Linked DNA regions of Mus musculus: region 2 is linked to region 1. Evidence: chromatin loops called from intact Hi-C (ENCODE). Cell type or tissue: left cerebral cortex. All regions are shown on one strand. Each heading gives the region's core, and the rest is flanking DNA. Links, peaks and the distances in the headings are about the cores only. Region 1 overlaps Frmd5 (FERM domain containing 5). Region 2 overlaps Frmd5 (FERM domain containing 5).

Evidence for each region. Peaks named below come from ENCODE experiments on the same cell type or tissue, not always from the same donor. Only the 100,000 strongest peaks of a DNase experiment are listed, where the experiment ranks them.
Region 2: a loop joins it to region 1, with 2.2 times the contacts of the local background. A loop is called at or near these places in 2 of 42 quality-filtered maps.

What each region holds. Positions count from the first base shown.
Region 1 is chr2:121,672,182-121,688,148 of GRCm38, reverse strand. All of the region lies in intron 1 of Frmd5 (FERM domain containing 5), which reads left to right. Among named protein-coding and RNA genes, the nearest start is that of Frmd5, 130 kb to the left of the region's middle. In left cerebral cortex, for the core only: a CTCF peak has its summit at 8,234 (motif pointing left); DNase peaks (open chromatin) are centred at 10,419, 10,640, 10,916, 12,034 and 2 more places; H3K27ac peaks cover 1,389 bases.
Region 2 is chr2:121,613,378-121,629,344 of GRCm38, reverse strand. The region is part of intron 1 of Frmd5 (FERM domain containing 5); the gene reads left to right. Among named protein-coding and RNA genes, the nearest start is that of Wdr76, 110 kb to the right of the region's middle. In left cerebral cortex, for the core only: CTCF peaks have their summits at 5,894 (motif pointing left) and 8,948 (motif pointing left); DNase peaks (open chromatin) are centred at 4,642, 5,991, 7,608 and 8,499; H3K4me3 peaks cover 419 bases; H3K27ac peaks cover 1,448 bases.

The DNA.
Region 1 (15,967 bases), core at 4,138-12,137:
TGCTTGTGGTTGTGTTATATCATACCACTAGAAACCCTAAGACAGAAATTGCCACCAGGTCATGCAGTATCACTGCGACAGATCTGACCCTGTTGTTTTGGAGAACAGTGAATAGACTTTGGAAATTTGGGCTAGAAAAATCCATTCAGTGGGCTGTTCTATAGGAGCTTGGAAGATAAGAATGCTGAGAGCAGTGCAGACAATGGAGGCCTGGCTTACCAACTTTCATAGGGGAGTTTGAGAGTCCTTTGAAGAATCTATGTCATAGAGCCTATGGAAGCTGGTCAACATTTTGAATTCTGATTCTGTTCTGTGTGGTTAACTGGAGCTGAAGAATCTGCTGTGACTAACAAGAGATCATACCCCTCTTACTGCATTAACTATAGATAATAAATACATAGAGCAATTAAAAAAGAGAGATCAGCACCACTGAAATAAGAAAACAAAAACAAAACTACCTTCATTTTACTGAGACAGTTGGTGCTGGAGCTGAGAATTAGCAATGATTTAAAAGAGACCGGCATTATTAAGGGTCATAACCCTGGGACTGTTTCCTCGGGGTCGACGCTCAGAAGCCATGGTCCGTCAGAGTCAGGGCCAAGGCTGCATCTCATGACGGCAGCAGAACTTGGTAATGTGTTAAGAGTCACCAGGTGGTGCTAATTTGGAAAGCAAGAAAGGGTCATGGAGAACAGCTGAGGCTCAGTGCTGTGTGTTAGGGTTGTAGCAGTAAGATGCCACTGGTTCAGCTTCAGTGGACCTAGAAGAATCTTGGAGAGTAGTTGGGGGTTGGGTACCATGGGACAGGGTCAGAGTTCCGGAAGAGCCCAAGCTGCTGGTGAAAGTGCAGTGCAGTTGCAGCAGAGACCCCAGCATTTTGGGGGTGCAGGTACCATGGGATGACCACCAGGGACAGCGGCAGGTGCGGGAGCTAGCTAGTCTGTACCTAGAAGACAAGCTATGGGCGTTAACAATGGCAGAGCCTGAGAAACGGAGCCCTTTAGAGGAGCCCAGAAGATGGTGAGTAAACCCTTGAAGTCTGACACTGAGCCTTCTACACTACTGGATTTGGACTTGCTTTGATTTGATTGTGACCGGTTTCTGGTTATTTCCTCTTGAATAAGAACATATTTAATTTATTCTTGATTGTATAGGAGCATGCAGTTAAGAGTCTGGAATTTTACAGAGGCTTTGGAATTTGAGAGGGTTGGGTTTTTTTGTTTGTTTTTTGTTTTTAATTTTAGAGAGTGGATAAGGAGACTGGGTGGTTTAAAGAGACTGAACTTTTCATGGCTCTGGGTCTTTTAAAGTTAGTTATGTTTTATGTTGTGATATTACTATTAACATGAGATCTTGGGATTATCAAGAAAGGAAAGGTGTTTGTCAATTGTGCTAGCTAGTTTGTTGTTGGGTTTTTGTTTCTTTGTTTTTGTTTTGTCAGATTGACATAGCTCTCAACTGAAGAATGCCTCCATAAAATTCTTTTGTGCATATCTGTAGGGCATTTTCATGATTCATGGTTGTTGTGAGGGGGCCCTGTAAGCATCTATTAGCACAGAGAGAATGCAGTGTGAGTAGTACCAGCCCTGGGAAGAGGGTTCTGGGTTCTATAAGAGAGCAGGCTAAGCAGGTTACAGAGAGCAAGCCAGTTCACAGCGCCCCTCCATGTGTTGGGTGTCCTTAGGTCTTGCCTCCAGATTCCCGCTCTGACTTCCCCCAGTGACAGGCTGTGATACGGGAACTGTAAGAGAACTAAACCCTCTCCTCACCAATCTGCTTTGGCTCATGGTGTGCATCACATTAAACTCTGCCCAGTGGCATAGAAACTGGATAGAAACCCTAACTATGACGCAGTGGATGGCTTTTCCTCTGAGCAGCATCAGAGCAGCCTGTAGTTCTTCAGTGTCATTGGATCTTGGAGACCAGTTTTCAGGGGCTGGCTCTGAACCTTAGCCTTCTGAATTTGGAGCCTGGGATAAGTCTAGACATTTAAGTTCTACACAGGCTTTGCCTTAATCTCTCTTGAGGTGTGAATACTGTCTCTTATTTCAAATAAGATAGATAAATAGATAATTCTTAAAGTGTTACAGTCATTTGATTGGTCTTCCAGGATACAGCAGTGTATTCAATTGATAATCCCAGATATTTGAGTCCTTCTATGAGGACATCTTTAATGTGATAACTAGTCAGACACATCTGTTCATCTAGCACTGTGGAAGTTTCTTTTACTAGAATAGATGTTGTTGATGTCGTAGGGGAAGTGGGAATTCAGTACCGGCTTCACATCCTCCTTTTCTGTAGAGGCCTTAAGACAGTGCTCGCCTCCAAAATAAGTCAGCTTAATAAAACGACCTGCTTTTTCCTGGGTTCCTTTTGTACCTGGTAGCTGCTGTTAACTTGAGGGCCTTACCAGATGTGTCTCTTTAAAGCTGCTCACATTAAACTCTGCCCAGTGGCATCAATTCTTAAATTTCCCCCTGAAGTTTGACCCCCAAGAGTCTACCTATTGCTGCCTGGGAGAATTTAGTGTCAAGCAGAAACCCAGTGAGTTACTGTATAGTTCTCTCTTCAGTGTCTTTAAGAATATGTAACTTATAAGTGATCCTTTTTACAATAAGCTGCACTTAGGGGAAAATGCTTGTTTCTCTGGGTCAGCTCACACCTCGCAAAGAAATAGCCACAGTATTTTTTAAATAATTTCCTCTTCAATTTAAAGCTAAGGTACAAAACAGTGGATCTCTTCAGAGTGCTCATGTATGTACATCACTCATACGTGTACCTTGCTCATGCTCATCTCCCATTAACCGCTCTTGTTCTCCTGTAACAGGTCTCTTCCCTTCCCACAAATAATCTTCTTCTGCTTTCACATATACATATGCATATACATGTACATATGCATACACACACACACACACACACACACACACACACACACACATATATATATATATATATATATATATATATATATATATATATATATATACACATGGTTAAGGCTAAATTCAACCTATGAGAAAACATTCAATATTTTTAAGCCTTTTTATTTTTTAAGTTTTGTTTTTTTCTAGATGGGGTCTCACTATGTAGCCCTGGCTGTCCTGGAACTCACTCTGTAGACCAGGCTGGCCTTGAACTCACAGAGATCCTCCTGCCTCTGCCTCCCTCATGCTGAGATTAAAGTCATGTGCCACCACACCAAGTAAAAGCAGCTTTTTAAAGACATAATTCACATGTGCTGTTTACCATTAAAGCATATAGTTCATTGGTTTTTCTTGAGTTCACAGAGCTGTGTAGCTATTGCCACAATGTAATTTTAGACCGTTTCCTCTCTGCCAAGAGTAGCCCTGTTTGTAGTCATTCCCCAGTTCCCAGTCAAGGCAGCCACCAATCTACTTTTTTTTTCTCCAGATATTGAATGTTTCCTGTAAATGGAATCACTCCATATGATTTTGAAAATGGCTCCCTTCACTCCACACTAGCGATCTTTAAATACTCTGGTTTTTATAGCAACCTCTCAGAATAGATTCAGTTTATGGATTTCAAGTCACTCCTTGGCCTAGTTTTATTAAATTTGTAATATTTGGTTAAGTTGCAAAATATATGGTCACATATCAAATAACATTGGCTGCTGATAAGAATGAATAGAGTCCTGTTTCAGTATAAAGAGAATTTTGCTCGAGATGTGGTTATAGTTATAGTGCATGATGCTGAATCAAAGTGTGGCCAAATAAATTGGGATATAACAGAATTTCAGGATGTCTTATATTGGGTAATTTGAGGCTTTGGGGTACTTAATTCCTAAAGTAGTCATGTTGTCTGTCCTCTTCTAATTCCTGTCCCTTTTACAGAATGCTAATTGCTCAATTAACATTGTAATTCTATAATTAATAATTTTAGAATGTTAGTTGCTCAAGATTAAATAGCTAGTTAATAGCAGAGCCAGTTATAGCAAAATAAAAATTTCAATTCCTAATCCAAGGGTTTTTTGTTTTTTTTGTTTTGTTTTGTTTTTTTTTTTTCCGAGACAGGGTTTCTCTGTGTGTAGCCTTGGCTGTCCTGGAACTCACTTTGTAGACCAGGCTGGCCTCAGAAATCCGCCTGCCTCTGCCTCCCAAGTGCTGGGATTAAAGGTGTGCACCACCGCTGCCCGACGGTTTTTTTTACCTTTTATCCCTGGTTGTTAAAGTTGCCTGTGTACCTTAAAGACCAAGAGAGGGACTATGTTAACTTTTATGGGAAAGAAAATTCCAGAACAAGGAATGAAGGGGAGCAGACGAGAAGTAAGAAGCTGTAAGCAGCAGAGGGTGGGTGCGTGGGTGGAATGCCATGCAGGCTTGGCGAGCAGGTGCACAGCTTGGCCATGTGTAATGTCTCCAGAGGGAGAGGGATGGTCTCTGGGGGAGGGAGCTTACTTGCTCGGCACCCCTCCCCCATTACCAATGAGCAGACATCTTGGAGAGTTAACTCATGGTTCTGAGTGGCATCTTCATGCTTCCCACTTGGAGAGCTCAGAAAGAAGAGTTCCAAGCCCGGAAAGACTTCGTCCATACTTGCAAGAAGAGAATCCGGAACATTTCAGTATATAGGTAATTTGAAAGACTTTTTCACTCCCTCTGTGATATTTCTTGCTGGTCTCAACAATGACACAGTAGTTAACCAAGAGAAGGAGCAGGCACATCTGGCAAATGTCCTCTAGAGACACATGTGGAGATGCTGACTCTGATCTTTGGAGGAAAACTTTTGATGATAGCATCTAGTTAATGGTCACGAGCCATCAAATAACTGTTTGCATTGTGGTTTATCGTTCGTTCAGGCGTCCTTTCTGTGATGGGCGTTACCTTGTCATTTAGTTGCTATGCATTTGAAGATTCTGTAAAATCTGGCAGGGTTTTTTCCCCTAAAGTTATTGCTTTGGATTTTTTTTTTTTGGTTGTAAGACTTGTTCCATATGGCTGGGGGGGGGAGCGGGGTGTAGGGAAGGAAATGGGATGGAAGATGGGGAAGATGGGTGCCTCATTTCCCACCAACAATTGGGAGAATGGAGCAGCAGCCAGGCAGTGCGGTGTTTCATCTCAGCAGCAGCTGTTACTCCTTTTGTAATGCCAGAGTTTTCGTGTTTTGTGAGCAGTATATAATCATGTCTAGACCGTCATGAAATAGTTGAATATGAGCATATGAACAATCACGAACATATTTCATAGACATTTTAATAAGATACACATTTAGTAGTAATAGCCCACTTTAGCGGGATTTTAATTCAGCAACATGGCTGCTCTGGCAAGGGATCACATCCAAAGACTTAGGTCTGTGTGATCCAGCTGGAATGCAGACACACAGCACGCCTTTATTCCCTCTGGCTGGAATACAGGTATGCCCTTAGTATACACCTTTAAGGTAAAGCTAAGTTTGTAGAAGGAAGCAGATTTGTTTGACAGTGACATCTAGTTGAGGAACAAAGTGATGAATCAGAGAAAGATTTGACGGGATGAGTCAGAGATAGGATGCGCCCAACTCTGATGAGAACAGCACAGGACAGGGGAGCCCAGGCACAGAGAGGGAGTCAGCTGGGAGTCAGTGCAGTGAGTGCAGTGTAGGGCGGTAAGTGCAGTGCAGTGCAGTACAGTGGAGCTGAGTTCTTCCCTGAGTCCATGCAGTGCAGTGCAGGGCAGCAGAGGCAGCTGAAGCCAAAGAATAAGAGGGAGCCAGAAGATTAGAACAGATTGCCAGAGTTCATCTGAGGTCAAGCAGGGCAATTCAGTGAGAAGCTGAGAGAAGCCAGATTAGATCAGCCAGCTTGGAGAGGAGTTTGAACCAGGACAGCTGAGTTGAAAACCTGCCAGCCAAAGTTCAGAAAGAGCTAGAAAGGGTGAGCTTATCCAGCAGTAAGCCTCCGAGATGACAATTACATCAGGCAGATAAGCGTTACATTTACAACCCACAGATTTGGTGTCCACAGTTTGCCATTTACTTTTGCAAACATGACACACTTTGTCCTGACCATGGTTCAATAAAATAATTAACAGAGTCTCCCTCCCTCTCCATTTTGTGGATTTTTTTTTCAAAACTGTCTTATTTGTGATTATGGCTTCTGTTACTGTCTTTAAAGCCAATAACTGCATCAAATTTGTGTGCCACCCCAAGCTCTAGAGTTTTAGGGGTGGAGTGCTTGGCATGTGGGGGGAGGGGGGCGTGTGGAGGCCAGGTGACATTCCTCAGGTGACATTCCTCAGGACTTCTCCTTTTTTTTTTTTTTGAGACAAGGTTTTTTTGTTTGTTTGTTTGTTTGTTTGTTTGTTTGTTTGTTTTTTATCAGCCTGAAGCTTGCTGGTTTGGCTAGCTGGCCAACCAGTGAGCCCCAAGGATCCTTCTGTTTCTCTTTCTCTAGTGCTTGAGTTAGAAGTATGCACAACTATACCTGGCTTTTGTAATGTTCTGGGGCTCAAACTCAGGCCCTTGGCAAGCACATTATGGACTGAGCTAGCTCCTAGACCATCAATACCCAGATATTTATATCTAATAATTTTATTGACTTATCCACTTGGATATCTGAGAAATAGCAAATTCAATATCACCAAAACCACCTGCCTGGCCTTTCTGATCAAGCCTGGTTCTTATCCAGCGCTCTCTTAATTAGTGAATGATTTTATCCTTCAGCATCCATCTGATGTGCAAAACCAGAAGCCTAGGGCTTGCCCTTTCCCCATAAAGGAGTCGTCTCAGTTTTGCTTCCTATGTAGCTCTGGGTTCGTCTGCTTCTGTCTTCCTTGCCACCACTCCTGTACAAGCTTTCTAGCATCATCAGTTTGTACTGCTCCAGGAAAGCATGCACCCGAGCAAACAAACTATATGAAAGTCAAGAGATGGTGTTTAAGGGCTGACCAATACCTATGAGCAATGGAAGAGATTACTCCTTACTGGGCGACTCTAGCAAGGCATCCTGGGAAGTACAAGGTCAAATGTCCCTTGTTCTGAATATTTACCACTAGAAGTGTTCTAATTTAAGTTTCCTATGTACCCGTGTACACATATGCACCCACAAGTGTGCAAGCACACTTATAAACATACCTATGCCCATGTACCTTACACCACACATGTACACAAACATTTTCTGAGGGTCTTTGGAATAGTTGCATAGACCAGAGAGCTCTCAAGCAGCTGTAAATATGGGGATATTTTGGATTTCAGATTTTTAACTAGGGTGTTCAACTTGTATTTGATTGACCTGGCTTTAAATAATTAAACTAAATCCATAATCGAGTGATAATTGATCTCTGGCACATAGTAGGTATTAACACATGTTGAATGACTCAAGGCTCTGTCAGTGTAGAGATGGGAGGAAGGAAAGACTTTTCAATCTTGTTATAGTAACGCTGTATAAATTAACGTCTATTTCTCTTTTCCTAGTTGGCTCCTCAGCTGGAAAAATTAATTTGATCATGTCACTTTCCATTGTTGCAATCAAAAACTACATTATATATAAATATAAAGGCATTTCCCCTGCCTTTCCTGAGGGATACAGTGGGAGACAGAGCCAGCCCTTTACTTACAGCCCTTTATCTTAGGGCTGCAAACCAGCTTGGATTGCTGAGGCTTCTTGCATTTTTTCTCTTTCTTTTTTAAAAGCTACTTCTAGACTTATGGAAATCTCCACCAATGGTGATACAGGCCAGGGAGAAGTAAAATCATTTAAATGCACAAGCTGATTCTAAGCAGTTATGAAAAAGGTCTAGTTAGGTAAATTAAAACTGTGTTAAAAAATAATTAACAAAAACATCAGCCCAGCAATGGTGGTGCACGCCTTTAATCCCAGCACTCAGGAGGCAGAGGCAGGCGGATCTCTGAGTTCAGGCCAGCCTGGTCTACAGAGTGAGTTCCAGGACAGCCAGGGCTACACAGAGAAACCCTGTCTTGGAAAAAAAAATGCATTTGGGTCCAGTGAGATGCACAGCAGGAAAGTACTCGCATGGTTCTTGCAGAGGACTTGAGTCCAGTTCCCGGCAACCATGTTGGGTGGCTTACAAGTGCCAGTAACTCCAGCTCGAAGGGATCTGATGCTTTCTTCCAGCCTCAGTAGGTATCTGTACTCGTGCACATATCCAAGTAGAGACACGCAAATACACACAATTTTTCAAAATAAATTTAAAATAGATGAAGATAACTAATATGTGTGACATCTATGAAGACCCGAGAGTGTCCAGCTAGGCCCAACTTCTTTCTTTCCAGTACCTCCCAACAGTGCCACCTAGAGACCAAACTTTTAGACACTCGAATCCTTGAGCAATAAAACCGATATTTAAACCATATCCACAGCGATAGTCATAACTCACTGCCCCTTAGAAGCAGGTTCCTAAGCATACACCTACATGAAAAGCTAGATGTTAAATGTAGGACAAAAGTCACAAGTTATTGTAAATTATATCATCAAGAAAGCAAAAGAAAAGCCCATAATAGTGGAAGAAAATATTCACAACTTATATAACTCATAAGGGACTTGTATCCAGAATATATAAGAATCCTTGGGCCAGCCCAATAGCTTAGCAGATAAAGGCAAGTTCACAGTAGCACTGTTCCGTGTAACTTAAAAGAAGACCCAGCTCAAATTGCTAATCCACTGATAATAACTGAAAATAATAAACGAAAATGATGGATACACAGTATTATAAATCCATATTAAAGAATTATATTTGGCAATAAAGTATTGATATATGCTATAATATTCTGACATTAAATGTAAGTGAAAGAGACAACATTATCACTTTGTTGTATTGTTCCATTCCTTTGTTGTAAAATGTTAAGGGTAGGAAAATCTGTAGACCTCAAAAGTAGAGTAAGTGACTGCAAAGAGCTGGTGAGGTTGGGAAGCAGGGCTCAGAGGAAGTGGGACTAGTTGCCATTAGCAATGGACTTTCTTCTTAGGAGGGAGAAAATGTTGTAAGATTAGATTGTTATGATGGTCATTATAGCCCTGGGCATATAACAAAGGCCACTGAAGTGTCTATTTAAATATATACTGTATACTGTACCCTATATCTCAGTAAAGCTATTTGGGTTTTGTTTGTTTTGAAACAGGGTCTCACGATGTAGCTCTGGCTGGCCTAGGACTTAACTTGCTATTTAGACTAATCTGCCCTCCCCCTGTTAGTGGGATTAAAGCCTGTGTCATCACACCCAGCTCAATAAAGCTATTTTTTTTGTTTTGCTTTAAAAAAAAAAAGAATTGAAATGGATGTGTGATACAATATATCTGTCTTTATGGTAGGAAAAGAATCACGTCTCCAACACATAACTTTAAACCAGTCTTATTGTTGTGATTTGCATCCATACTGTCCCCCCAAGCACATGAATTAAAGCATAGTCCCCACTTGGGTGTTTTGGGAAGGTAGTGGAAATGTTCAAAGATGAAGCCTTAGGAGGTCTTTAGGTCCCTGGGGCATGCCGCATGGGATTATGGAGCTTTGGTATCTTTCTGGTTCTCTTTCTCACTTTTCCACATACTCTGTGTTGCCTGGTGGTCCCCCTATCCTGTACTGCCACACTCAGTGAGTCCCAAACCCACGGGCCAATTGAGCATGGCCCAGAGCTGCTGAAGTACTGAGCTAAAATGGAGCTTCTTGTTGTAGGTTGGCTATCTCAGTCACTATTATAATAATGAAAAGCTGGCCAAGAGACACTAATCTAGAGGATTTATCAGGTCACAGTAAAGCTTATGCATTTCTGGATCTAGTAATTATGACTTTTGTGTATGTGTGTCTTGTGCTGGGGTAGTCTAGTGGTTAAAAATGGTGCTGGCAAGCTAGACATCAATAGTAAAATATGAATAAATGTGTTCTAAGATATCCCAGCTGGTATTGGTGTGGAAAGCTATAGGATAATCCTTTCATAGGGTATGTGGATGCCCCTCTAGTTCTTAGTATTTTAGAATTAATAAAAATTGAAGTTGGCTAACCTTAATATAACTTCCAGATGTATTAAATTTGCATATTGTGTTGTTTCCAAGAATTTCCAAAGACTAACAGTTTTAAAAGGTTGGAAACTGCTAAGAAAACTTGTAGTGACCATTGCTATTCTTAGAAAAATGCTTACACCAACACTGTATCTCAGGGCAGGGGCCAACAGAGTGTATGTGAGAGTACACCATTGAACATCAGGAAGACTGCTTCTCGAAAGGGAAACTGGACGTTTGAATTCGAAATAACCTCTTACACTAGTGTTTTTGTCTGTGGATCATGTAATGGGCATGCCTTGATTAGCATGGTTAATTAGATGCTGGATTAAGATAGAAGAATTTAGGGGAAGTGTGTATTATGTGGAAATGTGCAGTCAGCCAGGAGAGTCCTGATGCAATGGCCGGCATTTGTCTGCACAGTTGCTGTTTTGCAGACTGTGGTTTATCCACTCCATTCCTGGTGTGCCTGCCGTGTTTGCATAGCTGTCGCTATTTGCTGCTCCCTCCTTTTATTTTCCTGTGACTTCTTTCCTACTTGTTCTCTATTCAGAGCACAATTGAAGATGCCACAATCTTTTTCTTTGTGGAATATTTGAGAATGGAAGAATAAGCCGTCTTATCATCCTCAGTGAAAGGAGAGTGTGTTCGTTCATTCACGGGCTGTGGGTGCTTCCTCCCTCTGCCAGGCTTCCTGCTGGCTGTTAGGTGTTTCTGAAATAATTAAGGAGGTGACTACAAGGCTGATCTGTGAATACAGTGTAGTGTGACATTTCAGTACTCTCTAATGATGCCAGCAGAGTCTATGCTGTTGTAGATAAGAAGAAATACAGTAACTGCATTGACCTCTCTGTGACAGAATGACAAATGACAACAGACTTGTTCAAATCCCGGTCTTGAGCTGAAGGAAGAACTGTATTTCGCATTAGTGAGATCCTGCTTTGACCTGATGCTAAAGCCAGCTGTTCTCTCAGCATATAATGATGTCATACGTACTTATTTGAGTGGGTGACAAATTTTGTAATCTCCCTTCCAGCCTGCCAATTCCTTTTCCTCAGGATGTTACTGTCCCCACTGCATTTCTCTTCACTCCCACTGGCTTGTCTAGAGAAGAGTGGCTATCAGGGCTGGGGTTACAGCTCAGTTGCTAGAGTACTTTAAGAAGTATGCATGAAGTCCTGGACTTGATCACTCCATAAGTCAGGCATAGAGAGGCTCATGCCTGTAACCCCAGTACTGTGATGGTGGAGACAGGGGAATCGTAAGATTAGGATCATCCTCTGCTACATAGAAAAATTGAAGTCATCCTGGGATCCATCAGGCCCTGTTTCAAAAACAAAAACAAAAAGATGTCATTGTTGCTAGTTCCATTGCCACTACAGTAGCACTTAGTAGGTGTGTGTACTGTACATATAACAGACATTACGAACTTTGTGTCCCACTTTCTACTCTGTCTGTCACTTTAAAATGAGTAAACTGCTATGGAAATAGGTTGATAAGAATGATATGATTTGAAGCATTTAAGGATAATCAGGACTATAAGATACACTGGAAAGAACATGCATATATACCTTACTAGCTATTTCTATCTTGTTAGACAAGATGGCACAGCAAAGAAATGAGTCTCTGTCATTAATGCCATATCCCAAACAGTAAGGCTAAACAGCTCAGATGAACAAAGAATTTAGAGTGTTCAGTCAAGCCACTCACAGGCTCCTTGGGAGGGGACAGGTACATTCCTTGACCCCTTTCCTTCGTATTCAGGAGCAACTGACCTCTACGTCTGAGATCCAGCCTCTTGCTCTTCCTCTATTGCTCCTAGCCACGAGATGGACACTTTGGCCTCCCTATATGCTCTCCACCAGATGTGCTGCCTAGCAAGAGGCCCAGTTCATCATAGCTGACTAGGTCTTTGTAAATTACCAAGCCCTCACATCACTCTAGAACATTTAGCTATTTTTTTTCCCTTGCTACCCCGTGGGTATGAGCTTAGGAAGAGAATCTTCTAACCAACAAAAAGGAATTTTCTTTTTCTCCCCATGTCTGAGTTTAGTTTTGTGTTACAGATATATTTAGAAGGCCTTCTTCAGAGGAAGTGTAGTCCTCAGAGGAGCCTGAGACAGAATGTTCAGAGAATTGAGGGGTAAGCGTGATGAATATGGAGTGTGAAGAACCAGGACCATCCAAGGGATGGGGCTTCAAAAAGAGGAAGATGGCACGTACGGCACTGCCTGTGTGTGCCAGCTATCCATCAATGTCACGTGCCATGTGCTGTTGACTTAGAAAGGGAAAAAGGTTCTTTTGCCTCCTGGTTTTAAGAGTCCTGGTCCAAGATGAACTGGGCCTGTTGCTAGGCAGCACATCTGGTGGAGAGCATATAGGGAGGCCAAAGTGTTCATCTCGTGGCCAGGAGCAATAGAGGAAGAGCAAGAGGCTGGATCTCAGTTTCTAAGTTCACATTTCCAAGGACCTAACACTTACCCCAAAGCCCTACTTTTTGAAGTTCTACTGCCTCCACCCAGTAACCCCACCTTGGAAGCAAAGTCTCTTAACACACAGGACTTAGGGGTAGTCTAAGTCAGACCGTAGCCCTGCTAAACAGCCCTGCCCCATCAAAAAGAATTTAAATGAATTGATTGGATTTACCAAGATTACCACTAGTGGGCTGGCCATGGAGCCTTTCATTGGCATATCTGGGAAGAAGGGACAATGGAAACAGAAGAGTGAATGTCAGAGTCAGGAAGAAAACAAGGACACTTCCAACACAGCTTCTGTCACCCTGGAAGCCCATGCGCAGAGCCAAACCCACAAGATGAGGGCTAAAGGCCAACATGCCATTGCCTGCAGAGGTTACACCATTTACAGAGATGGGCACTGGAATATTGAAAACCTGGAGTTATTTGTTCTGAGTCCTTGACACACATGACCTAACCCCAGGCTCTTAGCTATGTTCGGATGAGGTCATCATTCCCTTTTTAATTGGTCAAGTATCACCGGCACACAGCCATTTGGTGTGCAACTTGAGGCCAGACACTGCAGCTGTGAGGGCCCTTCTCTAACCACTGTTTTCCACTGTCTCCAAAAGGGCGAGGGCAAAGAGAAGTTATAGGAGATGGAGGATACAAGAAGTGGTTTTTGCTTCTGGCTTTTTCTGTTTTTTTCCCTTAAGATAGGAGGATGCCAGTGAGGGGTGTGAGTGATGGAGAAGAGAGTTGAGCGATTGATGGAATTTCTCTCTGAAAGAGGCAAAAAGGAAGGAAATCAGAACTTTATAGGAATTCATTCTTAGCTGTGAGGAGTGACCCCTTTTCCTGACATTCGCTTAGGGGTGGCTACATCTGAAATGAGCAAAGGATCTCAAGGAAGGCATTTCTGCTGGTTCTCTCTCTCTCTCTCTCTCTCTCTCTCTCTCTCTCTCTCTCTCTCTCTCTCTCTGTGTGTGTGTGTGTCTGTCTGTCTCTCTGTCTTTCTGTCTCTCTGTCTTTCTGTCTCTCTGTCTCTCTCTCTGTCTCTCTCTCTGTCTCTGTCTCTCTCTCTCTCTCTCTCTCTCTCTCTCTCTCTCTCTCTGTCTCTCTCTCTCTGCTAACGAGTGCCCCTGACTGTGTGTTCCCTGCGATGCTGCTGTGCGAGGAGCTGTCCCTTTCACTTTTGGTGATGCAGTTTCTCTGGCCAGAGGACTCTTTTCAGTCATCATACATCTCTCACTTAGCTCATCCAAGCGGTGCCTTTAAGGGGGAGGAGGTGGCATTCGGGGAGATCTGTCAGGTGCATACGAGCAATGCTTCTGAGTCATGCTACTTAGTTAGCTGTGGGACAAACGAGAACAAACCTCTCAGCTAATGAACAAAACGTTCTTGGCTGACCTCCTCATCTGCACTTGCCTTAGAATAGCCACAGGGCTGCTCATGATGTGAAATTAGAGAAGATAAGACATTATACATTTAAAACGGGTGGGGGGGGCAGTTCAATAGGTACCTAGAAAAGCATAGGTACCAAACTCTAGCAAGATCAGTACTCACATATCGCACCTCAGAGACAAACCCAGAGCTGCCACCAAATTTCACTACGTCTGTAGCACCCCACAACACTAGTAGTCATACCATAATCAACACACATTCCTTGGACAAGAAACTCAAATACTCTTTGGGGTGCAAAATGCATTTGATGCCTTTAAACAAATTTCGGAAGAATTTGGCAAAAGACTGTCTAGTAAAAGCCAAAGAAGCAAGCCAACCAGTGTACTGTGTGCTAGGCTCACATCCAGCCAGGAATGTGCAAAATCTTTACATCTATGCTCTAAATATGAAACCTGTTCAACACTTGAATTCAGAGCAGGAGAAGTACGTAGTCTCCGACTTTTTCCAAGAGCTATTTGATTCCCTAATGGTTATGTCACAACAATGTTTTGTCAATGTGGTCTTGTGAGACAACAGAAACGCTAAAAGCACATTGCTGACAGAGCTCCTTCTGGTGATGGGTAATAATCCTTTAAAATTTGAGGAAGTGTCAGCTCCGACAGCACATCCACAGATCACTGGGGCTGGAACTGACATCTGAAACCAGTTGTATGTACTACGTCAGACGTTCTCCTGTAACCTCAGCACTCAGGAAGCCAAGGCAGGAGAATTTCAGAAAGTTTATAGCTAGATTGGGCTACTTAGTGAGTTCAAGGCCAGCCTGAGCTATCTATGAAGACCTTGTCTCAAAACAAAGAAAATAAAAATCAAACAAAAGAAATTCTAGGTGTAGGACAAGGTCCTTGAAGATACAGAAATGGCCAAAAGTGAGGAGATGCTAACAAGAATCGTAGTCGGACCAATGAGAACAGACTCTCCAGAGGATCAAATGGCATTCTGTGTTTCGTGAAGTCAGCTTAGGAAGTAAAGAAACCTAAACAAACAAACAAACAAATAAATAAATATTTTTTACACAGGAAAAATATGCAAAAAGATGTAGATACAGTCCGCTAGCCTGGGAAGAGAAGGAAATGGATTCCTAATAGACCCAGTGGCCATTGCTAAGTTAGAACCAAGTGGATGCAGCCAGATAAAGAACTCAACAGTATTTGAGAAAGGCTGTTTCAGTCCTCTTTCCTAAGTTTCAGACCATCCCAAAGCCTGGAGAAAATGCTAAATCTGAGGTTAGCTTGTGTGGCCTGGGACTCAACACAGACTGGGGCTAAAATGTAGGCAAGCCTCACATCTTCCTGCTTCAGGCCACACAAGGAGAGAAATGCTTTCCTGGAATAGATAGATGGGCACATAAACTCAAGCAACAGAGCTTTCTCCCCTGAACCTCTTACTGTAAAATTAACTGATGCAGAGAGAGGCATGGGTGCCAGTGGCCGATAAAAGTAACATGACTCGAATTCCTGGTATTTACAAGTCTGTCAGGTGAATATGGGCCCAGCAGATCTTCAGAGAAAATGCAGTCATTATTTGGTTATGGTAACTGTCTTAGTTAGGGTTTTACTGCTGTGAACAGACACCATGGCCAAGGCAAGTCTTCTAAGGACAATATTTAATCGGGGCTGGCTTGCAGGTTCAGAGGTTCAGTCCATTATCATCAAGGTGGTACCATGGCAGCATCTAGGCAGGCATGGTACAGCCAGAGCTGAGAGTTCTACGTCTTCATCTAAAGGCTGCTAGTGGAAGACTGACCTCCAGGCAACTAGGGTGAGGGTCTTAAGCCCACACCCACAGTGACACACCTACTCTAACCAGGTCACACCTATTCCAACAAGGCTACACCTCCAAATGGTGGCACTTCCTGGTCCAAGAATATACAAACCTTGACAGTAAGAGATCATATATGTAAGTGGCAGATGATTCTAACTGGAACACCTGAAAAGGATTAATTACCTTCTGAAAACAGGAGTCTGAATAAACAGTGGTCATCCCTCTGTGATGAGTCACCTTTCAGGTCATTTCATAATAAATCATATCATTGTACTTTGCAGGCAGACAAGATTCAATTAGATACCCACCAGGAGAGCATATTTTTTCATTGACTTTTGATTGT
Region 2 (15,967 bases), core at 4,517-12,516, 59 kb after region 1:
TGTGGAAAGTACATCCTCTCTGCCTCTTCTTCATATGCTTGTTCACCTTTCTGCTGAGTGCCTCTCATATGTGGTAAGCTCCCAAGAATCGCCTGACAAATCAGGTTAGGGAGGTGGTTCAGCAGTTAGTTAATAGCACATGGCTGCGCTTACAGAGAACTGGAGTTTAGTTCCTAGCACCCATGTCGGGAGGCTCACTGCTGCCAATAGCTCCTGTGCCAAGGGATCCCATACCCTCTGGCCTCCAGACACACATGCACTCCCATGCACGTAACCCCACACAGACGCATACACACATGCACATAATTTAAAAATAAACAAATATGAGACTGGAAAGATGGCTCAGAGGTTAAGAGCACTGATTGCTCTTCCAGAGGTCCTGAGTTCAATTTCCAGCAACCATATCGTGGCTCACAACCATCTGTAACAGAATCTGATGCCCTCTTCTGGTGTGTCTGAAGACAGTGACAGTGTAGTCACATACATAAAATAAATAAGTTTTAAAAAATAAATAAACATATTTTTAAGACCTGAGGAATAAATAGTGAAATATTTGATGATGAGAAAGAAATTAGCTGAATGAGGTAGGGTTTGGCAAGAGAAAGAAAAGCTAAGTCTGGCAATGAGGCTAAGGGCCCCGTGACTGCATGGAGAAATAAACGCCTGTCGGAGAGCAGCGTCATGCTTTTGTGCTACTGAATGTTGCCGGTCAGCTCAAAGCTAGCAAAAGAGCTAACAAGAATTACTCAAAAGTGATCACGTTCCTAGTTGTTCTGTAGGTGCCCCGGGGATTATGGTCTATACCCACAGGCCGCAGAGCTCCGGTCTCCTCTCTCAGCATTCTCTAACTGAAAGAATGACTAAGAAAAGTGGGGTCAGGGCAGAATTCCTTCTCAACTGAGTCGCCCTGATAAGCAACACCCTTCTGAAACAGCTGTTTTAAGTCAAACTCCCCCATGCAGTGACTATCCGTCTAAGGGAAAGGGCCTTCTCTGGAGTGACCTATTTTTCTAAATTTGATACATTTCAGTAGGATTGTAACACACTGAAACAAGGGGCTAAATATCAACCAAATAGAATATACCAAGCATAGGGAATCTTGCATTTCTCTCCAGTGGCTACATTGATGAGGGAAGCCTGACTTTGGAGAATATCTGAGGTAGGGCTCTAGATGTTTCAGCTTGCGTAAAGCCAACAGTGTAAATTCCCCGAAAGACCAAATATATTTAGGTTTATGTTGCATTAGGTAAATACAGCACTCAGATCAGAATTTGATAGCTTTGCTATGTGAGAAAACTGTACTCAAAGTGGCCAAGTTAAAAAAAATATTGGCAAGTAAGAACGTTGGAGCACTGAGCAAACCTAGAAATAAGTCACGTGAAAGATCTAGATGTAAGCAGTAGGTGTTCCCTGAGGGGGGAAGACTTGAGAGATAAAGACTAGAGAGTATCAAGTATCTAAAGGGTAGGCATGTAGCCTGGGTAGCAGTCATTGCTGTGACTAGAAGCTATTATTCTGAACAGCTGTGCAGAGATGGAATGGACTCCTGTATGAAGTAGTAGGCTCTCTGTCACTCTGGAGGCTGGAAAAGCCATGGCCACAAGGTCTGACGGTTCAGTTATATCATTTGATGACTGTGCGAGCTTCCCTGGCCCAGGGGACACCTTGGGCTGAAATCTGGCCAGGGCTGCAATAGCTTAGCATAGCATAGCATGGTTGCCCAAAGAGAAGAGATTTCTTCAAGAATTTAATAAGCCTGAGGACTAGCGGACTAGAAAGATCAGGTAAGGAATCAGATCACTGATTGGCTCCCAGCGGTGCTTACTGTGAAGTGGTGGTCTGTGCTCATAGCTGGGGTTAATTAAAGCAAGAGACTACACTGAAGAAAATCCAAAGAGAAGGGTTGCACTTGGCGAGGAGAACAGTTTGCGTGTGTTTTTCGAGGTGCTAATGCATTAGAAGGCCTCTCTAGCTCGGTCCCCAACAATGCTATGTGATGTAGCCATAGGAGTGGATGCGGAGCAAGTGGTCCTCTGTGCTCTTTATTGTATTTTTTATTTTTAATTTTTGATAGGGTCTCATTGTATGACCCTGACTTGCCTGGAACTTGCTTTGTAGAGCAGGCTGGTCTTGGATTCAGAGACCCACCTACCTCTGCCTCCTGGGTGCTGGAATTAAAGGTTTCCATGTTTGACCTTGATAAGATCTCTAATAACAAAGCCAGAGCCCTGCCACCCCTGAGGCACAGTAAGTGTTTGTCACATCTTCCTTCCAGACAAAACATCACAATGAGTAGATAGAAATGCAGATGACTTGTGCGTTTTTATAAATAGAAAGAAAATGTTTCTAAACAATCCTCTTTTCCCCTTGAAATATACACATTTTGAAAGTTTAATTTTATGTTGTGTGTCTACCTACATGGAATTGTCTCCTTTTTGTCTTCTCACCCCACTATCCTGCTATGCTGCCAACTGGAAGCAACTAAATTCTCTTTAAGAAAAAGGGAGCCCCATTCACCAAGGATGTGCTCCTGAGAGTAGAAAGAGTGAAGCGCCCATGAGGCATGGGCTTCCCTAGGTATCACTTCCATGGGCACGTTGGGTGTGTGTGTGTGTGTGTGTGTGTGTGTGTGTGTGGAAGCCAGGCGCCTGAGGCACTGCTTTTAACTTGAAAGAGCTCTGGGGTGGAACATGCCAAACCCAACTATAGCTGTGTTTAGTGAGAGTCAGTGGTCACAAGTGCTAGCTGGAGCTAAGCAGATAGGGTCAGGCTAGCAACCCCGGGCATCCTCTGCTGTTTCTGGATACAGAGATTTATCTTAGATTTCTAGGCTGGGAGCTGGAGAGATGGCTCAGTGATTAAGATTTCTAGGCTGGGTATAGTGATACACACCTTTGTTTCCAGCACTTGGGAGGCAGAGGCAGGTGGATCTCTGTAAGTTCGGGGCCAGCCTGGTATACATGTGAGTTCCAGAACAGGCAGGGCTATGTAAAGAGACTTTGTCTCACAATAAATAAATAAGTAATAAATAAATCCAATGTTGTTCCAGTTTTAATTTTAGAACCCTCTTGATCTTGTTTGTCAATCACATTACAATATAGTAATTTTTTTTAAATTAAGCACAGAACTAAATCCCACCCCACCACCTTTCTTTACCCTCCTTTTGTGGTTTCTGATTTGTCGGGTACACTTTGTGGCTCAGCCAGCTCTTTTTTGTGACTCTCTTGTGGCAACCTGCCACAGATACCTTATGTTGCAGTTGCTAAGACACTGCCAGGACAAAATTTTGCCACAAATTCTCCCAGGGGTCCACTAAAAGAGGACCCCTCTCTAGAGAGTGGGCAGGAAAAAAATGGCAATAATTTCAGGCTGATGGAATAAGATTCTGTATTAATGACGGGTGTGTATGTGAGTGTGTGTGTGTATATGTGTGTGCGTGTATGTGTTTATGTATGTGTGTGTTAGAGGATGTGTGTATGAATGAGTGTGTGTGTGTGTGTGTGTGTGTGTGTGTACTTGACAAGTGCCATGGTGCACATGCAGAGATGAGACGATGACTTCAGGAGTTAGTTCTTTCCTTCCACAATATGGGTCCCAGGGTCAGGTTCAGTTCCTCAGGCTTGGCAGCAATGCCCTCATCAGCAGAGCCATCTCTCCAGCGCCAGGAAGAGGACACTTACACAGGAACGCTAAAGAAAGAAAACTATTCAGCTCCAGCACATAGTTAGACACAGTGCATGTCTGGTATCCCAGCTACAGGAGGCTCAGGCAGGAGGATGGTGTAAGAACAGAAGTTAGAGGCCGGTGTGGCCAACATAGTGAGACTACCATCTCCAAAACAAAAGTATATTTGTAAACATTATAGTCATTTCCCCCTAAAAAATCTTACTCTCATTCCTCTTTCCCTCCCTCCATTCCATCTCCTCTTTCTCTCTCTGAGACACGGGAGCTTATGACGTAGCCCTGGGGAGCCTGCAACTTAGCTATGTAGACTAGACTGCCCTAACTCACAGCCTTCCTCTATATCCCAAGTGTTAAAAATAGGTGTTCACCAGCTGGTATATGGTGGTACAGTCTATTGTGAGTGATGCCATCCCTAGGCTGTTGATCCTGAGTTCTGTAAGAAAGCAGGGTAACCAAGGTATGGAGAGCAAGCCAGTAAGCAGCACTCTTCCATAGCCTCTGCATCAGCTCCTGCCTCCAGGTTCCTGGTTTGAGTCCCTGCCTTAGCTGCCCTCAGTGGACTGTGACTCTGGATATGTAAGCCAAATGAACCCTTTCCTACCCAAGTTGCTTTTGGTCATGGTGTTTCATCACAGCAATATTAATGTCAACTAAGACACACAATCCATCGAGAAATGGTGTCCTTCATACAAGGCACCAGGGTCAGCCTGCATCCTCCACACATTCAAACTTAGGAGGATAAGGCAGACAGCTATGAGCCATTCCATTGAAAACACCTTGAGGAAATCTGCTCATGCCTGGTGTGTAGTAAACAACTGTCGCTCTTCAGCTTGGAGAATAGATGTGCAACGGAACTCAGAGCAAAAGCAATGTGTGTTTAGTTTGTCGTATACCAAAGGTGGCTTTAAAAAAAAAAGTGTTTCTTAGGAAAGTCTTCTGGGAAAGGGATCGGTTGTTTTTCTCTTCACTTCCCCACATCTTGGCAAGGAAGGACTGCTCTCTGGGCCAGCGCCCATCCTCCATGGCTCTCCAAGTAAAGCTTAAAGATGGGATGTAACCACTTCTGAAGGGCAAGACAGTTTTATGTTCTTAAAAAAGACCATCTTGGCCTTAAACTTCAAAAAGCCAGGGTATGATGTGAGGGAGTTACTTCATTAACTGGGTTGGGGAGGGTGAAGCAGGATGGATTGTTAGGTTGTCATTTTTGAAACTAGATGATGTTTGTGTGGGAGTCTCTTACACTGTTCTCTCTGGCTTTGTGTGTGTGTTTGAAAGTTTCCACACACAAAAATGACAACAAATGGCATCCTCCTCTGTCATGAGATTGATATAAACATAGATGGAAGGAACATGGAATCAGAAACCCATTTTCTGTGTGCAGGCCTCATATATAATATATATGTAATCATATAGTAACTATGACCTAAACATCATATAGTCCTAAACATACAGTAACTGGTCTCCTGTTAGTTACTAGCAGTCTCTAATCCTGTCTTAACATTTGGAAAATGGAAGCAAAGCCCAGCTGACTCACTTTGTAGGTGTGCTGGCTAACTTTATGTCAACTTGACACAAATCTGAGAGAAGGAACCCTCAACTGAGAAAATGTTTCCACCAGATTGACCTATGGGCAAACTCATGACACATTTTCTTGCTTAGAGATTGAAGTGGGAAGGTCTTGCTCACTTTGAGCATGGACAGGTGTCCTGGTTGTATAAAAAAAACCAGGCCAAGCAAGCCATAGGGAGCAAGCTATTAAGCAGCACTCCTCCATGGCCTCTGCTTCTGTTCCTGCCTCCAGGTTCCTGCCTGACCTCCCTTCATGAAGGACTGCACTTTTAAGGTGAATGAAACCCTTTCCTCCCTAGGGTAGCCTTTGGTCACAGCGGAAAAACACTAAGACAGAGAGTGTTGAGAGGATAAAGGAATGAATGTTTCTATAAGTTCTATGTCATCTGTAAAATGGCACAAACCCATAAAATCAGATCGTTTTAATTGACCTGTAAACCAGATTATTTATGCTCCTATTTTTCCCCAAACAGTTAAATAAAGCTGTTCCAATAATAAGCAAATTCATACTGTGTGGCTAGTTTCATGTGATCTTGACACAAGACAGTTGTTTTAGAAAAAGGAAGCTCAATTGAGAAAATGCCCCTACTGGATTGACCTGTGGGTAAGCCTGTGGTGTGTTTTCTTTATTGGTGATTGATATAGGAGTACCAGTTCACTGTGGGCAGTGCCACCTATAGGCAGTAGTCCTGGGTGGTATAAGAAAGCAGGGGAAGCAGCCAGGAGGAGAAAGCCAGTAAGCAGCGCTCTGCATTTGATGCAAAGCAATGGTGAAGAAGAATTCCGGTCGTTGAGCACAAAACCAGGCAGAATGCTGAGCTGAGAGGGATTATCATGGTCTGGAGTTGGCATTTAGGTAATACCTTCTCTCCTTGTGTGAGGTCTAGTTGAAGGGGCAAGCACTAAATAAATGCAAGGTCTGTGAAGGCTTTTGTGTGGAAGTCTGAACCACTGTGCTTGGTAACATTTATATGGAGTCTTTGTGACTCCGCTTGAACTTGGCCTGTTACTAATGACTAGCTTCTGTTTGTCAGTTTATTGAGTCTCGTTGTGTAGACCTGACTGGCCTGGAATTCACCATGTAGCCCAAGCTCGCCTTGAACTTGAATAGATTCTCCTCTTGCATCTGTCTCCTTAGTCCTGGAATAATTAGACATCTATCTTAATCTATGGCTACAATAAAAATTACATCCACAAATGCCTTTAATTTTTATGAGTGCAGGGTGGGGAGGCACGGATAAGCATGTACCATAGCACAGTGTGGAAGTCAGAAGGCCATCCGGGCGTCAGTTCTCACCTTCAGCTTGTTACGGTGGTGCCTTTAGCCTTTCAGTCACTGCCTCAAACCCAAGCTGTCCAGCAGGCTCCTGGGGATCGCCCTGTCTCTGCCTCCCATTGCCTGAGTAGTTCTGGGATTACAAACTATAGGATTTATGCATTGAATTCGAGCTCCAAGGTTTAACTCGGGTCACCTGGCTTACATGGCTAGTGTTTTGACGACTGAGCACTCTCCCCGACCCCATAAATGCTTTGAAAAGCACATTTCTCTGCAGGTTAGGGCTTGGGAGTTGTTTGATTTTTTTTATTTTTTATTTTTATTTTTTGGTGCAAATAAAATGAGAATTTATCTAATTTTGCTACTCAGCCTGACATCAGAAAAAGGACCTATTTGCATTCATTTATTTTCTGATTTCCATTGTCACCAAGCTATTTCTTATTTATCTTTTAACGATTATAAAATCATTTTAAGGAGAGCTGTTGGTTTCCATTATACTGTCAGATTTTAAAATTAATTTCATAAAGGAAGTTTTGTGAGCAGGAACGCAGGTCCCCATTTCTCCATAGGCCACACAATAAACCCATTAAAAGGCAAGAGAACATCGGCCCTGTCCACTTACTGTATTCGCTAGTCCTTTAACTAACAAGATGTCCAGGTGAGGGAAATATGGTGAATCTTGACACAGAAAATAATCTGTTAAGTGACAAACACGTGAAATAAGAAAGGCTCCCCCAAGTGAGCCTAAACCACACAACCTGGAAAGGGTCCCAATAGTCACATGACCCAACAGTTGCCTGCCTGCCCCCTGGAGCCGGCTTCTGTGTCTTTTTCCCACGGCGTTCACTACTCTATTTACCAAGTCTTCTCTATCAACTGTTCCGATCAATTGCAATTATTTCCGAGCGCATGATGTCAGCTTTGCCGACTGCCTCAGTTCCATTTGATGTTTTTGGAACTACCGGGACTGTGTTTGGTTTCTTTTTAAAGGCAAGCAGTTTTCTAAAGCTTAAAATATTTCAATTTTGAAAACTAAAAGACTCTTTCTTTAGTCTGTGATGAATATTTGAGTAGAGTTAAATTTATCATTCTGGCAGTACTCACATTGAACTTGTCATTAACTGTGACTCATCAAAGATGTTGTGTGGCGAGCCTGTGGGTAGCAGATGGTTCTGTTCAGGGGAATGGAGGCAGGAGGCTCTGAGGCCCAAGGAGCGAGACTTCTCATAGTCACTGGCTGTTGCTCATAACCTCTAGTGAGAAAGCACAGTAATTGGGGTGGGGTGGGGCAAGACTGGGCTTGTGTGGAGGTCAGCGGGGCTCTTTTGTGTTGGGATTATGGGTAGAGGAGCTGACAGTCACTGTTGCTGGCATGCCAGGTGTGGTGTGGAATGAAGCAATGGCTAGAAGCAGCACAGAGTAGAAAACCAGAATGTGTCAGTTCCTATGGAACCTGTTATTCTGGTAACTATAGTGACAGAGACCACCACACAGAAAGAGGGACGGCTTCAGCACCAGTAGTATCATTAGGAATCCAGTGTGGAATGCAGGCAATGAGCCCTCCTTAAAGAAGCTTTGGCCTCAGAGGCAGGGCAAATGGCTTCTCCTTTCTCTTCCCCACTCCCATTCTGCTTTTCAAGTGATATTGCTTCCACCCTTCCTGAATTCAGTTTTTCTGACCTTTAACCTCCAGCCCAGCCCATCATAAAGCCCAGCACACAGGCATAAGCCAGCCTGCAGGGCTATTCTGCACCATTCCGCCATTCCTTTGCCTTGTTATCCATCAATCCAGCCACATGAGTGGGTTTTCTGAGAGTCTGGGTCCCAGTGTGGACTCAAGTGCACCATTCTTTGTCAAGACAGGTTAATGACTTTTAATTAAGAAAAAAGGACCATACACCGAGTCATTAACAGAGCTAAGAGAAACCTGAAAGACAGAATTGAAATCCTCTTAGATACACTTCACAAATAATCAGAATGGTTTCACAGATGGCACCTGCTGGGCCTCTTGGACCCACAGCCTCTCCATCTGTAGGACAGACTCACAACAGTGACTAGTGTGTAGTTTCTTCAGTGACAGGGGAGGAACAGATGAGACAAGCACCAAGTGTCTCAGAAAGAGCGGTGAGAGAGGGAGGCGAGACGGTGACTCGACTCGCTCCTGGAACAAGGAAGCTCAGGGAATTTACTGGGAATCAAAGAAAACTGGCAACTGAATTAGTAATTAGGTAGAAGTGTTTGTTTTGTTGTTGCCATTGTTTATTGTATAAGGTACCACTAAATGTGTTCTGCCATGCTGATAAGAGACTGTTTGAAAACACATCTTAGAGGGCTAAAGAGATGACTCCGCCGGGTGTCCTGAGTTCAAATCACAGCAACCATCATGGTAGGTCATCTATAGTGGGATCCGATGCCCTCTTCTGGTGTGTCTGAAGACAGCAACACTGAACTCAAATATATAAAATAAATACATCTTTAAAAAGTCTTAAGAATACAATGTGCAAAAAATAAAAATAAAAATAAAAAAATAAAAAAGAGTACAGTGCTCCCACCAGATGTGGTAAACACACCTTTAATCTCAGTACTCAGGATACAGAGGCTGGTGGATCTCTGTGAGTTCATGGCCAGCCTGGTCTATAGGATGAGTTGTAGGACAGCCTAGGTTAAGTGTTGAGATTCTGTCTTGTGGGGTTGGGAGGAGAGCACAGTGCTCGAGATTATGGTGCCTGGAGTTAGGCTGTCCTGTCTAGCAATGGAGTACTTCATTTGGGGGCGTCTTAGGGTGATCATTGCTGTGATGAAACACCAAAGAGACTTGGGGAAGAAAGGATTTTTTTCAGCTTACACTTCTACATCTCAGTTCATCATCAAAGGAAGCCAGGACAGGATCTCAAGCAGGACAGGGACCTGGAAGCAGGAGCTGATGCAGAGGCCGTGGAGCAGTACTGCTTCCCGTGGCCTGCTCAGCCCGCTCTCTTCCAGAACCCAGGACCATCTGCTCAGGGCCGGCCACAGCCACAAAGAGCTGGGCCCTCTCTCATCAATCACTCATTAAGAAAATGCCCCACAGGTGTGCCTCCAGCACAATCTTATGGAAGCAGCCTCCCAGTTGACACTTCATCCTCTGGTGACTCTGGCTTGTGTCAGGTTGACTTAAAACTACATGTACAGGAGGTGGCCTGACTAATATAACAGAGTACCTGCCTGCCTCCCCACTGTCAGTGGAGAAGCTGGGATCGAGCATGGGCTTCGCATTTTTCTGACCACCTCACTGGAGCGAATGATCAAGCTCTGTAAGAGAAGACACACACCAGTTATTGTAGATAAAAGGATAAATAAAGGAAGTGACAATTCTTCACTTCTACAGAACTAGAGATAGATGATAAAGAGAGAGAGAGTTAGGAAAATGGGAGGAACAGTGCCTCAGTGCTGTGGAGACTGAAGCAGAAGCAAGCAGTTTAAACCGTGGTCAGCTCTTGGGCCAGGAGATAACTCAGTTCATAACATGTGAAGACCCAAGTGGGAATCACCAGCACCCGTGTAAAAAGCCAGGTGCTGGAGAAAGAGAGATAGGAGGTCCCCTGACCACCAGGTTAGCCCAAATCAGTGACTCCGGGTTCAGTTAGAAGGTAGAGAGCAGTAAAGGAAGTTTTGCAGTGCCAGCCCAGGCCACACGTGCACACACATCCTCATATGCATGTGCATACACACAGACGTACACATAGATGCCACACATGCACAAACTAAAACAAATTCATTGAAATGGATTTTGAAAACAAAGTTTGTCCTTAGTGAACATTGGCCACCTCCCTCCCTGCTTGTTCCTTCCTTTTCTGAAGTTCATGAACCAACACTGCAGAGCCTGTCTGGACAGATACACACACGGGGAAAGGACTGAGAGCCATCTTCTACAGACCCTCTCTAGGCATGGTGGCCCCTGCCGCTAATTCTAATACTCAGGAGGCAGAGGCAGAGAAAGGATTTCCCCCAAATTCAAGGCCAGCTCGCTCTATACAGGGATTTCCGGGCTATAGAGTGATAGACCCTGACTTTAAAAAAAAAATGTTTTTAAAATCATTTTGTTTGATGATACTGAGTATTCCAAAATGGAGGTGAAGAAACATAGATATAGTTATATTTGGAGATATTTTCATTTGCACGTGACCCAGGAACAGCATCATAGCCTTGTAGATTTCTCCATTCTGTTTCTTCTTGTTGAGCACATGTTTATAAGTAACTAAGATGTTGAAAACTTTGGAGCCAAAAAAAAAAAAAAAAAAGGATGTCATCTCAGATAATGTCTATTTTAAGTGCCTTGATGTTGTTTGTTTTTTACATCTCTCTAAAAAAACCAACCAACAAACAAACAAACAAACAAAAAAAACCCAAACCTGATTTGAAGGCCGTCAGCAGGAAGCTCATGTCCCTCGTGGTGGAGCTTTTGTGTAGGAGCTGATTTATGCCTTTGATGCTTGAAGGGACTTAAGGGGGGAAAAAAGGTGTCAGGATTAAAACATTAAAAATAGAACCATAAATTCCAAGATTAAGTCCCTTGAGTTCCTTGGCATTTGAAGTAATTTCCCCAAAGTAACTTCCTTTGTAAAAGCCCATAAATTTCTGAGAAAGCTCCCTGGTAGTACAGTGGTTAGAATAAATTTATGAGAAATAAAACCTTATCTGCTCTAGAGATTATTATGTAAATAAAAAAATAGGATTAGACCAAACCAAGCATTAGTTGGGAAGTGTGATGAGGTCATGTTCAAGTTAGTCTGTGAAGTGCTGAGGAAGTGGCCTTCATCCAGGCTAGGTGAATACAGCGACGAGTAACTTTCTAGATGATCCCCGTTTGCATGTATTTAGCATCATCTTTGACTTATCCACAGGTAGTATCCTGTCAATACCCGAAACCCAGAAGGATTCTCCGTCCCCCATTTGTAATACCAAAAACTGGTTCCCTTTGACCACCAAGGACCCTGCCTGGAAGGAACTGGTCTCTGAAACGGGTGGTTTCTTCTTGACCATAATCAGAGTCGGGACATGTAGAAGAATCATTGTTCCTTCATTGGAAGATTTATTTCCTTCAGAGATAGCTCATGAAAATGTATGAAAAGGTCGTGTATTAGCTAGACAAGGTGGTGCAGGCCAGGAGACAGAGGCAAGAGGGTTGAAACCAGTCTGACGTAGCAAGATCCTGGCTCAAAATCAATTTCTGGTCAGCAAGGTGGTGCATACCTTTCATCCCAACAGTTGGGAAGCAGAGGCAGGTGGATCTCTGAATTCAAGTCCAGCCTGGTCTTCAGAGCAAGTTCCAGGTTAGCCAGGGCTACACAGTACACAGGGGAACCCTGTCTCACCAAAACCACCACGATCACAACAACAAACAAATACACAAACTTCATGCAGGTTTGGAAGCTAACGATGCCCAGGGCCTACACCCAGCAGGCAATCTCTCTGCTTCTCCCTATTCCCATTCATGTGCACACATCAGACTTCCAGTTACTGCTACAAGATTAACAAGAAATCCTTCATGGCAACTGGATCCCCATTGGCTGTCTTTTCTTGGTCAAATGCTGAGTATTTTTGGTTTGTGATGATAACTTCATTTCAAGCCTGAGAGAGCAGTTGACCTGCCCTTGGTCTAACAATACTGAGCAGCTGCCAAAACCTATTTCACATCCGGGGGAAACATGTCCCTGAAGAGGGGACATAGAACCATGCATGTTTTTTTTTCCAAGATGTCTCTTTGGGTACCACATCAGGAAATGTTCTTCCAGTGGTGGTGTTGTAGGGAGCTTGTATTTGGCATTTTATTATATTTTTATACACAAAACACATATACACATTTAGGTAAAACACTCATATAGACAAAAAAATTAATTAAAAAAAGTAATGAAGTATCTTTAAGCTCACTGTCTCCTCTGGCTGGCAATTGTTTCAGACTCTCATTTCACTCACTATATTCCTATGTCAAATTTCTCAGCAGTGTATTCACTTGATCTAGACAATAGGGTATATGGTTCGCTCAACCTCACCCTACTGACCTAAAGATTTATCTAGGAAATCTTACATTGTGTCATTCCCAGAAAGCCTTCCTGAATGTTTTCTCTGAGACTAAACTCACCCAACTGCTCTTTCATCTGTTCACTAATATTTATTATTCTCCCATAACATTTTTATTTATTAATTTTATGTATATGAATACATTGTCGCTGACTTCAGGCACACCAGACGAGGACATCAGATCCCATTACGGTTGTGAGCCACCATGGTTGCTGGAAATTGAACTCAGGACCTCTGGAAGAGCAGTCAGTGCTCTTAACCTCTGAGCCATCTCTCCAGGGTAGCTCTACATTTTCTAACCCCTTATTTTCATTTCACCATATATTTTAGAGTTAAGGGACACCCAAACAAACCCAGCCAGTCTGTCCAGCTTTCTTTGTACCACACTTTTGAGAGATGGGAACTTTGTCTCTCCATTGAGATGGATGCCCACTGTAATTAAGAGCTTGCGAGAATGCTATGGGTGCCAAATGGCTGATACCTAACAGCATGCAGAAGGAACATTTCTGAGACCAGTTTAGCCAGGGTTTATGGAGTACTGTGGCCAGGTTCATTGACAAGGCTTGAGTGGGTAAATCTTGAGTGGATAGACATAGCAGGTTCCCCCAAGGTACATACTCTGAAAGGCTGAGGGAATGACCCAACTGTACAAATATCCAATCCCAAGAAAGTCCTATGTGTAATGCACCTGCTTGTAATCTAAAAGACAGGCAGGAAGATCTCAGCAAGTCAAACCTAGCCTGAGAAGTACAGCAAGTTCCAGGTCTCCTTGGGCTATAGTGGAAGACATCTAAAAAGGGCAGCTGGCAGGCAGGGGCTGGGGAGGCAACTCAAGTCAGTAATGTGCCTGCTGCACAAACATGACTTGGGTGTGGATCTGCAGTGCCCAGCTGAAAGTTGACACAGTGCACCTCTAATTCCAGTCTGAGGAGTCGGAGAGATAAGCAGCTCCCCGTAGCTCGTTAACCTAGCTGGATTAGTGATCTCCAGGTCTCAAAACATAAGGTAGAGAACAATGGAAAAGATACCCAATGAGGGGTCTCTGGCCTGCAGACATGGACACATATGTATGTGTGTACCCACACACTAGTCAGAAAGAATAAAAAAAAAAGAGGGTCATCCTGGGTAACGTAGCAAGAGCCTGTCTCAAAAATATTTTAAGAAAACTTTATGGGAAAAAAGTCAATCTCTTAGTCTTAGGCCTTGTAAGACGATGGAAACAAGTCTCACTAAGGGCATAGAATGTCCTCTCTCATCCCTCATTAGACAAGGCTATTTCAAGAGAAGGTAGATACGTCAAGTGCCAAGCCATATAGAAGGAGTTGCTACGAAAGTGCTAAGAGAAATGTCATAGCAGTTGTTCAGATGCGGCATACCAGGATGAGTCACACCTTCCCCTACACACATTGTCACCTACACATTTGGGGATGGTGTCAGAGCAAGGAAAGAGCAACCCCGTGTACCTCTGTGGAGTCGTTCTTATGCCTACTCCTTGACATCACTCATCCAACAACCCTCCCCACCTCCTACTTGGCCTCTCAGTCCCTACGTTAGGGATAAGGAACCACACAGAGGCTGAGTAGTTCCAGGCCAGAGTCACTATCCCGCGGCACCTCCTGGCCAGTGACAGCAGTGAGTGCGCTGAGGATCTGCTCCCAGTCTCAGCTCCATCAAGGCATCCACCTGGTGACTTACAGGCAAAGGCATCTGGTCCAGAACACACTGGATCACAGCCTTGTGGTTCTGTGCCAGTTCCCAGTGACAGGAGCCAAGCAGAAAGGAATGTGAAGGTCACAAACTGAGTTGTCCTTTTCTTGGTGATATCTCACTGCTTCTGGGCACCCGCAGGCTCCGACAGAGTGGCTCCAGGCCCCCTCCCCACATCTTTTTCTAATCATCATTCTGCCCAAGTAGCCCAGAATTTTCTCAGAGAACAGAAACTTAGCAAGCATCTAGCATCTGCCAGTTACACAGTGGGAGGAGGGCCACTAAGGAGATGAGCCTTGCGATGAAGTCCTGGGCAAGGAAGCACAGGGACCTAAGTTCTGATCCCTGGCACCCGGAAGCCAGGCATGGTGCCATGAGCTTGTAGTCTCAACACTGGCAAGACAGAGCAAGGAGCACCCCTGGGACTCACTGGCCAGCCAGCCCGGCTGAGTCTGTGCCTCTAGCTTCAGTGAGAAACCCGATCTCAAAAAATAAAGTGAGGCAGGCAGTGGTGCCATATGCCTGTCAGGAGGCAGAGGCAGGTGGATCCCTGAGTTCAAGGCCAGCCTGGTCTACAGAGTGAGTTCCAGGACAGCCAGGGCTACACAGAGAAACCCTGTCTTGATAAACCAAAAATAAGGGAAGTATTACTACTAACAACAACAACAATAAAGTGGAGAAAATTGAGGCAGACACCCAGTGTCAACCTCTGAGCTCCACACTCCTGTGCATTTGTGAACCCGCACCCTCAGGTACACATGCACATACCCACGTGAACAGTAGATGCCATCTACTAATGATGAGAATGAACAATCGTAGTCATCAAAAGTGAGTTAAATAGGAAGGCCATTTGTTCCACTTGGCTCTGGATTTTTTTGTCTGTGCCTGTACAAATCACAGGCAAGCTCGGGATACCCGGGATACCCGTGGAAAGGATTAGAGTGTGATAACTGCCATTATTACTGGCGTTTTACTTTTCACACACCTAGGTGCAAATAGCACCCTCGGAGGTAACAAATGCAAAAGTATGAAGTAGAGCTTGCTAAGTGCTCTGTTTACACAGAGAGTGTAAATTAAAGCTGTGGTTTAAGGCTGTGTGAAGAAGGAGTTGGGGGTGGGGGGCAGTCAAACAAAGGGCCTGCATGCCCAGTAAGCAGAGCCTGGGGAGGCCCCATGCTGACAAGAAGGTAAGACCAGGTATTATCCACATGGGTTCTCCCAGTGCCCTCTGACCAAACCTCCTCTTTGTTGAGTGTTTAGTTCCAGTACAGGAGCGAGTGGCACCTTTCTCTTTAATTCTGTCCCTCCCCCTGCCTCCCTCTACCATCAAGGGTTGGGCCAAGAATGAAAGATGGCTTCTTCAGTTTTTAAAAAGCTCAGTGTAGCTCATTATTCTGAAGTTCACCTGTGGGGACCTCATGCTGCCGTATGTTTGGGGGAAAAGCTACAGATGATGTGTGTGCATTATAGAAGCTGCGCTCTATAGGTGAGGGCATAGTCAGTGTCCTATTGCCGTGAAGAGATACCATGGCCAAGGCAACTCTTCAAGGTGAAGAGTTTAACTGGAGCTGGCTTACAGGTTCAGGGTTTAGTCCATTGTAGTCATGCTGGGATCATGGCAACACACAAGCAAACAGTATTGGAGAAGTTGCTAAGAGTTCTACATCCAGA